Linked DNA regions of Homo sapiens: region 1 is linked to region 2. The links are chromatin contacts, found by Hi-C or POLR2A ChIA-PET in ENCODE. All regions are on one chromosome and are shown on one strand. The core of a region is the stretch at or near the end of the contact, and the rest is flanking DNA. Distances in the headings are between cores, read along the strand shown.

Region 1 (4,409 bases), core at 1,910-4,409, 89 kb after region 2:
CACATGGAGGGCATAGTCCTTGGATTCACCGGCACAGGTCCTGAGCCCCATCGTCTCGGTCCCGGGGTACAGAGAACTAGCATCTCTGCTTGACTCTTCCTGTTTGTCACTTTTTCCTCCCCGCTTCTCGACAGCATCAGGCTCCTTCCTGGACTTGGTATAGCGGGATAAATACTCGGAGTCGGCCTCGGGATCCAGAGTCAGCCCATACTTCTCTGCCAGCTGTCGCCTTCTTTCTGCTTTGTACCTTGCAATTCTTTCGGCTTTGGACTCCAGACTGTGGGTGTCCATGGTACCCGAACCATAGGGTGAGTCACCGTGGACACCGGAGGTTTCTGTGCAGTATTTGGATCGAGTTTGCTTTTCTAGAGAAGAATCAGAAGTTTCCTCCTCTTCATTTGATCGGCCTACAAGAAGGTCACATGGATGAGAGGTGCAGATTTCAAGTAAAGACATGTATTTACACACAGAATGACACTCTACTGCACACAGCACACACCTGGGTGCCCATGCTGTGAAGGACCAGTTTCTCACCGAGGTGTGTTTGCCTAAACTGATTATTTACCTGGGCTGTTGAAGAAGTCTGAGATCGGCAGTGAAATCTACAAAGGCTGTGAATGGTGCACGTTCTGCAAGCCCCGTAAGGCGTGGCTTTAACTTCAGCTCAGCCCCTTCACTCCCCAGAGCGCCTCAGTCTTTGTTCAGTGCTTATTTCCCCTTACTGATTTACCCTTTTTTGTGGAGTTCAGTATTTCACGTGGGAGGCCATAGGATGAGTTGGGTCCTCTGGGAAAGACAGCAGACAAGTGAGCTGCCGTCATTGGACAAGTGATGGATGCTGGTTTCCGGGGATCTGAGAGTAACCATAACGATATGGCCCATATCATTATTCACCAGGCTTTTCTTTTTTACAGAAGTGTTTTTTTTCCCCAGTTATAACACACATGCCTGGTGTAGGAAATATCTAATATGAGCCTGGCATAGTGGCTCACACCTGTAATCCCAGCGCTTTGGGAAACTGAGGTGGGAGGGTGGCTGGAGGCCAGGAGTTCGAGACCAGCCTGGGTAACATAGTGAGACCCTGCCTCTACAAAAATTATTTTAAAAATTAGCTGGGCATGATGGCACATGTCCATGGTGCCAGCTACTCAGGAGGCTGAGGTGGGCAGATAGCTTCAGCCCAGGAGTTCAAGGCTGCAGTAAGCTATGATCGATCATGCCACTGAACTCTAACCTGAGCAAGAGAGCAAGACCTTGTCTCAAAAAACAAAACAAAAAAAAAAACCTATCAATCATCACCCTACAAACTAATAACATTTTTATATATTCCTTCTAGTTAATATAATTTTTTCTTTATAAAATAGTTAGTTATTAATGTTCTATAAAAATATTTTCCGTATTCTATAAAAATGTTTTCCCAGCTGGCTCACAACTGTAATCCTAGCACTTTGGGAGGCTGAGGCAGGCGGATCACGAAGCAGGCAGATCACGAGGTCAGGAGTTCGAGACCAGCCTGACCAACACGGTGTAACCCCGTCTCTACTAAAAATGCAAAAATTAGCCAGGCATGGTGGTGCGTGCTTGTAATTCCAGCTACTCAGGAGGCTGAGGCAGGAGAATCACTTGAACCCGGGAGGCAGAGGTTGCAGTGAGCCGAGATCATGCCACTGCCCTCCAGCCTGGGCAACAAAGTGAGACTCTGTCTCAAAAAAAAAAAAAAAAAAAATTCCCATATTTGGAAATCTATTTTGAAGATATCATTTAAGGGTCCTAACAGTCTATCTAACAGGCATTCCATTATTACCTTAACCCTTCCCATACGGCCTTTTTCATTCCACCTGAATTAAATATTCATGTATCTTTTCCATTATTTTCTTTAAACTAAACAGGTGAGTAACTGGAACTAATTTTGGAGTTTGGTATGAATTGAGAAGAGAGATATGCCTCTTCCCACCCTCTGGCAAACCCATTTTTTTCATTATGATTTTATTAAATAATTCCTCCTTTTCTCACTACTATGTGAAGCTTAAACTTCACATATACTACACAGATTACCATTTCGGGTACACTACGGTTTATTTCTGGCTATAAATTTTGGGACTCTGATCTGTGTATTGATATTTCAAGCGTGTAATTACTTTTTAAGAGGTGGAGTCTGGCCGTGTTGTCCAGGCTAATCTTGCACTCCTGAGCTCCAGCTATTCTCCTGCCTCAGCCTCCCAAAGTGCTGGAATTACTGGTGTTGAGCCACCAAGCCCAGCCTTTTTTTTTTTTTTTTCAATAATTGCATGTGATTTTAAAATATCTTAGTTTTCTAGCTTTCTGGCCACAGGAAATTGGAAACTGTAGAGACAAGCAAACTGATAACATCATAAAATGAGATCAACAGCTGTCTCTGAGCTAGAAACTAGAAAACACTGGCTATAAAAAGCAGCAGCATGGCCGGGCACAGTGGCTCACGCTTGTAATCACAGCACTTTGGGTGGCCGAGGCAGGCGGATCACCTGAGGTCAGGAGTTCGAGACCAGCCTCGCCAACATGGTGAAACCTCATCTGTACTAAAAATACAAAAAAATTAGCCCGGTATGGTGGCGGGCACCTGTAATCCCAGCTACTCCAGAGGCTGAGGCAGGAGAATCGCTTAAACCTGGGAGGTGGAGGCTGCAGTGAGCCAAGATCTTGCCATCGCACTCCAGCCTGGGCGACAAGAGCAAAACTCCATCTCCAAAAATAAAATACAATTAAATAAAAAAAATAAAAAGCAGCAGCACAGCTCCTCAGAGCCAGGGACTGTGGTGGGAAGAGCAGCCCTGCGTGCATTCTCCTCTCCTAAGGTCAAGTTGAATATTTGATGACAACAATGACTGAGTGATTAGGGAAAAGCTGAGTCACGTGCACTCAACATACTGTTTAATATGAAATAAATATGCAACGTATTTAAAATTATCTACATTAAGATAACTTAGATAGAAAGTTTTCTTGCATCTCCAGAGTAAGAACCGTACTCATTCAAGGTGCAGCTTTGACTCTAGCGCTCCCTGCTGAGAGCAGCCGCTCCCTGTACTGGGGTAGAACCTTGAGAGGCCCCTATCTTAGAGCACAGATCCTGTGCTGGGCCCTGAGGGTGAAGAAAGACACAGCTTCTGCCTTTGAGGGCCCCAGTCTAGGGAGGAAAATGACTGGCCTCCGTTACCCAACAATGTGCGAGGGGAATCATTTCATACTGCTGTGACATGGAAGGCCAGATCCGTGAGGCGGGGCAGAGATGACATACATGTTGTTGCTGTTTTTAGCAAATCTATTTAATAGCCAGGCATGGTGGCACGCGCTCATAGTCCCAGGTACTTGGGAGGCTGAGGTGGGAGGATCACTTGACCTTGGGAGGTTGAGGCTTCAGTGAGCTTATCAGGCCACTGCACTCCAGCCTAGGTGACAGAGTGAGACTCTGTCTCTAAAAAAAATAAAAATAAAAATAAACAAAAAACAAATACATTTAACAAAAAATTAGGCCAAGTCCACTGGCTCACGCTTGTATTTTCAGCACTTTGGAAGGCCAAGGTGGGAGGATCACTAAAAGCCAGAAGTTCGAGACCAGCCTGGGCAACAGTGAGACTCTGTCTCTACAAAAATGTTTAAAAAAAAAAATTAGCCTGGTGTGGTGGTGTAAGCCTGTAGTCCCAGCAACTCAGGAGGCTGGGGCGGGAGAACCCTTGAGCTTGAGCCCAGGAGTTAAGGCTGCAGCGAGCTATGATCATACTCCTGCATTCCAGCCTGTGTGACAGAGTGAAACCTTGTGCTAAAAAAATTATATCCACACAATTCACTTCTGTGGAATATCTCATGTTCTGATACCACTGGGTGGAAAGGGCAACTCGTAACCAGCCAGGCAGCCTGCTGGAAAATGGGCCACCCAGCTCCACGCTCACCGATGTGGGGGCTGGCAGGGTCGCTGGCTCTCATGTATCGAGGGGTGTCTTCCTCCAGCAGGCGGTGAGTCACCAATCCTGTGCAGCTCTGCAAGAGGATGGGCTGAGTGTCATTTTCAATCCCTTCCAGGCGCCTGGCAATTCTTTCTTTTCTGTGAAATACACCACAAGAGGCAGAGTGAGCAACAGCGATCGAATCTAAAGGAAAATGGAATACTGCTTTGCCAAGCTCTCTTCTACTTCCTAACTCCCACTATAAAGATCTTACCTTTTCATTTCTAAGAATTCTTTCTTCTTTGGTTCAAAGATTTGTCTTAATTCTGCAACTGGAAGAAAACCAAAAAAGAACAAAATATAGTATTTAGTAGTCGTGCGCTCATTTTATTCACTCATGCAACGTGTTTATTGAACTGCAAATTTCAGTTCTTGATTCCTATGTCACAGTGACATGCAAAACTGACCAAGTTCCTGCTTTCTTGGAAA
Region 2 (4,104 bases), core at 587-3,086:
CATACTCAGTGACATTAAACTAGTTGTGTCAATGAAACCATAAAAATTAAATAAGATTAATTACTGGCATTTTCATTTTATATAAAAGACTAGAAATTTCATGTGTATAGTAAAGAACCATGAACTTACTATGGGTATTTCTCTTTGGATATAATACTAAAAATAATAATGAATAATAAAAAGGTTGGCAATGGCCGTTCACTGTTTGGGGGAGACCTCCATTCTCCAACAGCGTGGTAGTGCTTGCAGATAATGTACAGGGCAGAGGCCAACTTGTCTCTCAGCATGATCAACCCCGAGTACAGCGGGGTTTTAATCTGCCTGGGGCATTCCACAATACAGCCTTTATCCTTGAGGGTAACAAGTTAGCCTCATAATATCAGAGAGAAAAACTAGTTCTTCTTCATGCTGGCAGCTGAGAATGCGCTAATCTAAAACTTAATACATCTCAAAAAGTTAAAGGGGAAAAAATTGGTTTCATCACCACCTGCCAGGCTTTATGGATGGATGCTGGCTGACATGCACAGAAGGGGAAGGGGGTCTCCTGGCTGCGCATGCCTGAGGGGCTTCCCCATCTGTTCCGTGCTGCAGGCATGTTAGAGGGAGCCTCACCTTTGCAGTACTGGAGCACAGTCTCCATCGCACTCTTCCGGTCGGAGGCCCAGCGGATGCGGGCGGAACCAGTGATCTTGTTCTCGATGGGCCACCAGCCTTGCCAGAGGTACACCTCGTGGTGATTGTCAACAAGGAAAAGTGCTGTGAGGGCAGGGACAGGGCCAGACCATCAGGAGCTCCTTCACGGACACTTCTAGCTCACTCCTCCCCCAACCTAGTGGATGTTGTCCCTCTTGACTGCAGTGTCACAGGGGGAAACCCCCTTGGCCATCAAACCAGGGGCAAAGGGGCAAACAGAGAAACCCAGGATACCCCAGCCCTTTGACAGTTCAACGGGGAGAAGCCTGTAGGCAGAGAGAAGTGGTGTCAAGGAGTTGGTCTTTTTCATTCCTCGTCCTCCAGGTCCTCCTCCCTTTGCCCCAGCTCAAGGCCCTGGCCCTTCTGGATACTGGCAGGGCTGTGCTAAGAGTGGAAGGGATAATGCATGTGCCACTCAAGGGGCTGTTAGCACCGCATATCTCCAAAGAGCACAATCAACACTGGAGCGCACATCTCACTGCAGACAGGTCAGTGGCGTTCCTGCCCTGCACGCGATTGCTTAGCAGTGAGGTGAGCTCATGGCTCTCTTACAGAGAAATGGGCCTTAAAAAGCAAAACTGCCACCGGGAGTGGTGGCTCATGCCTGTAATCCCAGTGCTTTGGGAGGCTGAGGAGGAAGGACTGCTTGAGCCCGGAGGTTGAAGACCAGCCTGGGCCACATGATGAGACCCTATCTCTACAAAAAGAAAAAAAAAATTAGCGAGGCATGGTGCTGCATGCATGTAGTCTCCACTACTCAGGAAGCTAAGGAGAGAGGATCGCTTGAGCCCAAGAGTTAGAGGCTGCAGTGAGCCATGACTGCGCCACTGCACTCCAGCCTGGATGACAGAGTAAGACCCTGTCTCTAAAAAATAAAATAAAAGGAAATAAAAATCAAAACTGTTCTACTGCCTTTTCCTCCTACCTTTTTCTCCTCCTCAAATTGTCAGTCTGACTCTTACTCCAGGTGGCAAAATGCCTCTCACTCTTGCTAGTCGGCTCACTGTAAGTCCTTTCCTGACATGCATTTCAGGATTCTGTGAAAACCACACTTTAAAAGCCCAGTGGAGGTTGATAACCCGCCCTGAGCCCCAGGATGAAGGGCGTGGGCACACCCTCTCTTACTGGTGGCTGATTTTCCAAGCATGACATGTGCACTGGGCAAACTTTCAGTGCTGCCCTGAGATCCCGGTGCAAGATGAGGTCCCTGGCTGCAGCTCCAGGCTCTTGTAATGTGAGAAGCAACAAACACAAACTGAGAGGCAGCTGACCTTGGCTTCATTGGAGGGTGGGTGGGAGGGGTTGTCAAGCCCAGTCTCTTGTTACTTTCCCAACCAGAATGAGGGCACAGAGCCCTGACCTTGGGATCAGAAGACCTGGGCTGGAGTCTTGGCTCTGCTGTGGAGACTTGGTATGGCAGACCCTGTTCCCTGGCTAACTTAGCCAATACCCCAACATCCTTCTCCTCTGCCATTTGCTTCCCCAGGCTCCCTTGCAGCTGGGGCTGGCCATGTGACAGGCTCCGGCCAATGGGATGTAAGCAGAAGTCTGCTGGGGGCTTCTGGGAAAACACGTGCTTTATCTGATTAAAGAGAGAGAGTGGCTATTAGGTGGGCTTTTTTCCTTCCCCTTTCTTTCTCTTTCTATCTTGAATGCAAACATAATGGCTGGAGCAATGGCAGTCGACGGGTGACCATGCAGCAACAAGACTGAGAGGAAGGCTGGGAAAAGAGCGGAGACGCCAGGCCTGCCGCTGTGGTGCTCAACCTGTTCTTAGCTGACGTCTTTGGGTGGGTTAAGTGACTTGAGTCTCGTTCCTTATGCTATAAAGTGTGGCTGATTTCACTCTCCTTCCTTTTGGTGTAGGGGTGAGGATGAAAAGAGTGTAAGCACATGTTCTGGGTGCTCTGGGAATGTACTTGGCAAACAGAAGCTGCTTAATAAATACCAACGTAAAATCAAAAGGCTTTCTGGAAGATGTGCCTTCTACTGCTCAGCATAGCTGCCCCCTGCAGGCCTTACCTGGCTGGGGCGCGCTGTACAGATCTTCCTGCAGGAAGGGCATGGAACTGACCACAGAGGGGGCTCGGGCAGGGTACACAAACTCTGTGGCTGCAAAATCCCCAGAGGAGCTGCTGAGGATGAACAGGCGGGGCGCGAAGTTAAAACTTCCAGGATCTTTGAAAGAAAAGAGAACAAAGCTGAAGATATCATGTGCATCAAAGTAAATTCCAGATGAAGAATGAATGTAAAATATGAAATAATTCAAAGCACTGTGGAAACACAGGTAGGATTTATCTGAGCTTCAAGGTGGAGAAAGCCTTTTCAAGTGCAATAGTAAAAGAACCAATCAAAAGGGAAAATAATGCATTAATTATATAAAAATGAAAAACAATGCAAAATTAAAAAGAAAAGAAAAACCAAGTAACAAATGGGAAATATTTGTAATACAGCAACTAGTTAATATCCTTAATACATGAAGGGACATACATAAGGAAAAAATAAATATCAATAAAATGTGCAAAAGACACAAATAGAACACTCACCAAAGTAGAAATTAAAATGGCTAAAAAATATATATAGATACTGTGTATATATGCATATCTATACACAGATATATGTATGTGTATATCACATACACATATGTAACATAAATATGCATATATGTTATATAACATAAATATACATATATTGTATTTTATATACATTATACATGTATATAAATATACATCTATATGTACTTCTAAGTAAAACAAAACAATGCTTAGCTATCTGTCTCCTTTCATCAATTTGGCAAAGAGGAAAAAATAATATGCTGAATTTATGATTGTGCTGAGAAATGAACGCTTCTGTGTATTGCAGGTGAGAATGAAACTTGGCCCGAGCTGATACATGCTATCAGATTTTATGACAAGCACAGCGGTTCCACATCTAGGAATTCCTCTCAATTAGGAATGAATGTATAGGATTATTTTAAAAAGTATTCAAACTGCATTATTGTATAAGGGAGAAAAATCAGAAATAAGAAACAACTCAACTCCCCAGCTGTCAGAGACTGTCAGGTAGAGAGTGGCATATATTCACAGTATAACAGAATATCTCACAGCCATTAGAAATCTAAATTTTAATAACTTGGGAAATTATTCATTATAAAGGAAAAAAGGTTACAAAACAGTAGATCCACATATTATTTTTTAAAATAGATATTATATATAGCATAGAGAAATGTGAATTCTGTTCTGAGAAATGTGGTTATAAGTGACTTCATTTCTTTTTTTAACTTCTCCATAATTTCAAACGTTTTCTAGGCATTATGTTTAAAAAGCTATATAAAAGTTTATAAACATTGAGGGGCAGAGTATTATGGAGCAGTTATGAGGATACTCCATTGCTGCCCAGCCTTGGGCAAGT

Evidence for each region. A loop is a pair of places that touch in the nucleus more often than their neighbours do. ChIA-PET counts read pairs that join two places held with the same protein, here RNA polymerase II (POLR2A). Pooled maps may share reads with other maps.
Region 1: POLR2A ChIA-PET joins it to region 2 with 12 read pairs in BJ. The contact joins two enhancer-like sites. A Hi-C loop is called at or near these places in 2 of 50 pooled maps. POLR2A ChIA-PET finds 5 or more read pairs at or near these places in 2 of 52 experiments (BJ and activated T-cell).

The regions. Positions count from the first base shown.
Region 1 is chr10:29,550,857-29,555,265 of GRCh38, forward strand. SVIL (supervillin) reads right to left here. Exons shown (of 38, transcript NM_021738.3): 4 at 4,195-4,252; 5 at 3,927-4,078; 6 at 1-407. The coding sequence starts at 4,202. Among named protein-coding and RNA genes, the nearest start is that of MIR604, 8.0 kb to the left of the region's middle. Within about 2 kb of position 3,160, at least 5 of the 41 ENCODE cell types and tissues checked have a DNase peak (open chromatin) inside an H3K27ac peak, as active enhancers do.
Region 2 is chr10:29,462,880-29,466,983 of GRCh38, forward strand. SVIL (supervillin) reads right to left here. Exons shown (of 38, transcript NM_021738.3): 34 at 2,716-2,871; 35 at 613-756. All of the region lies in intron 2 of SVIL-AS1 (SVIL antisense RNA 1), which reads left to right. Among named protein-coding and RNA genes, the nearest start is that of SVIL-AS1, 55 kb to the left of the region's middle. Within about 2 kb of position 1,837, at least 3 of the 41 ENCODE cell types and tissues checked have a DNase peak (open chromatin) inside an H3K27ac peak, as active enhancers do.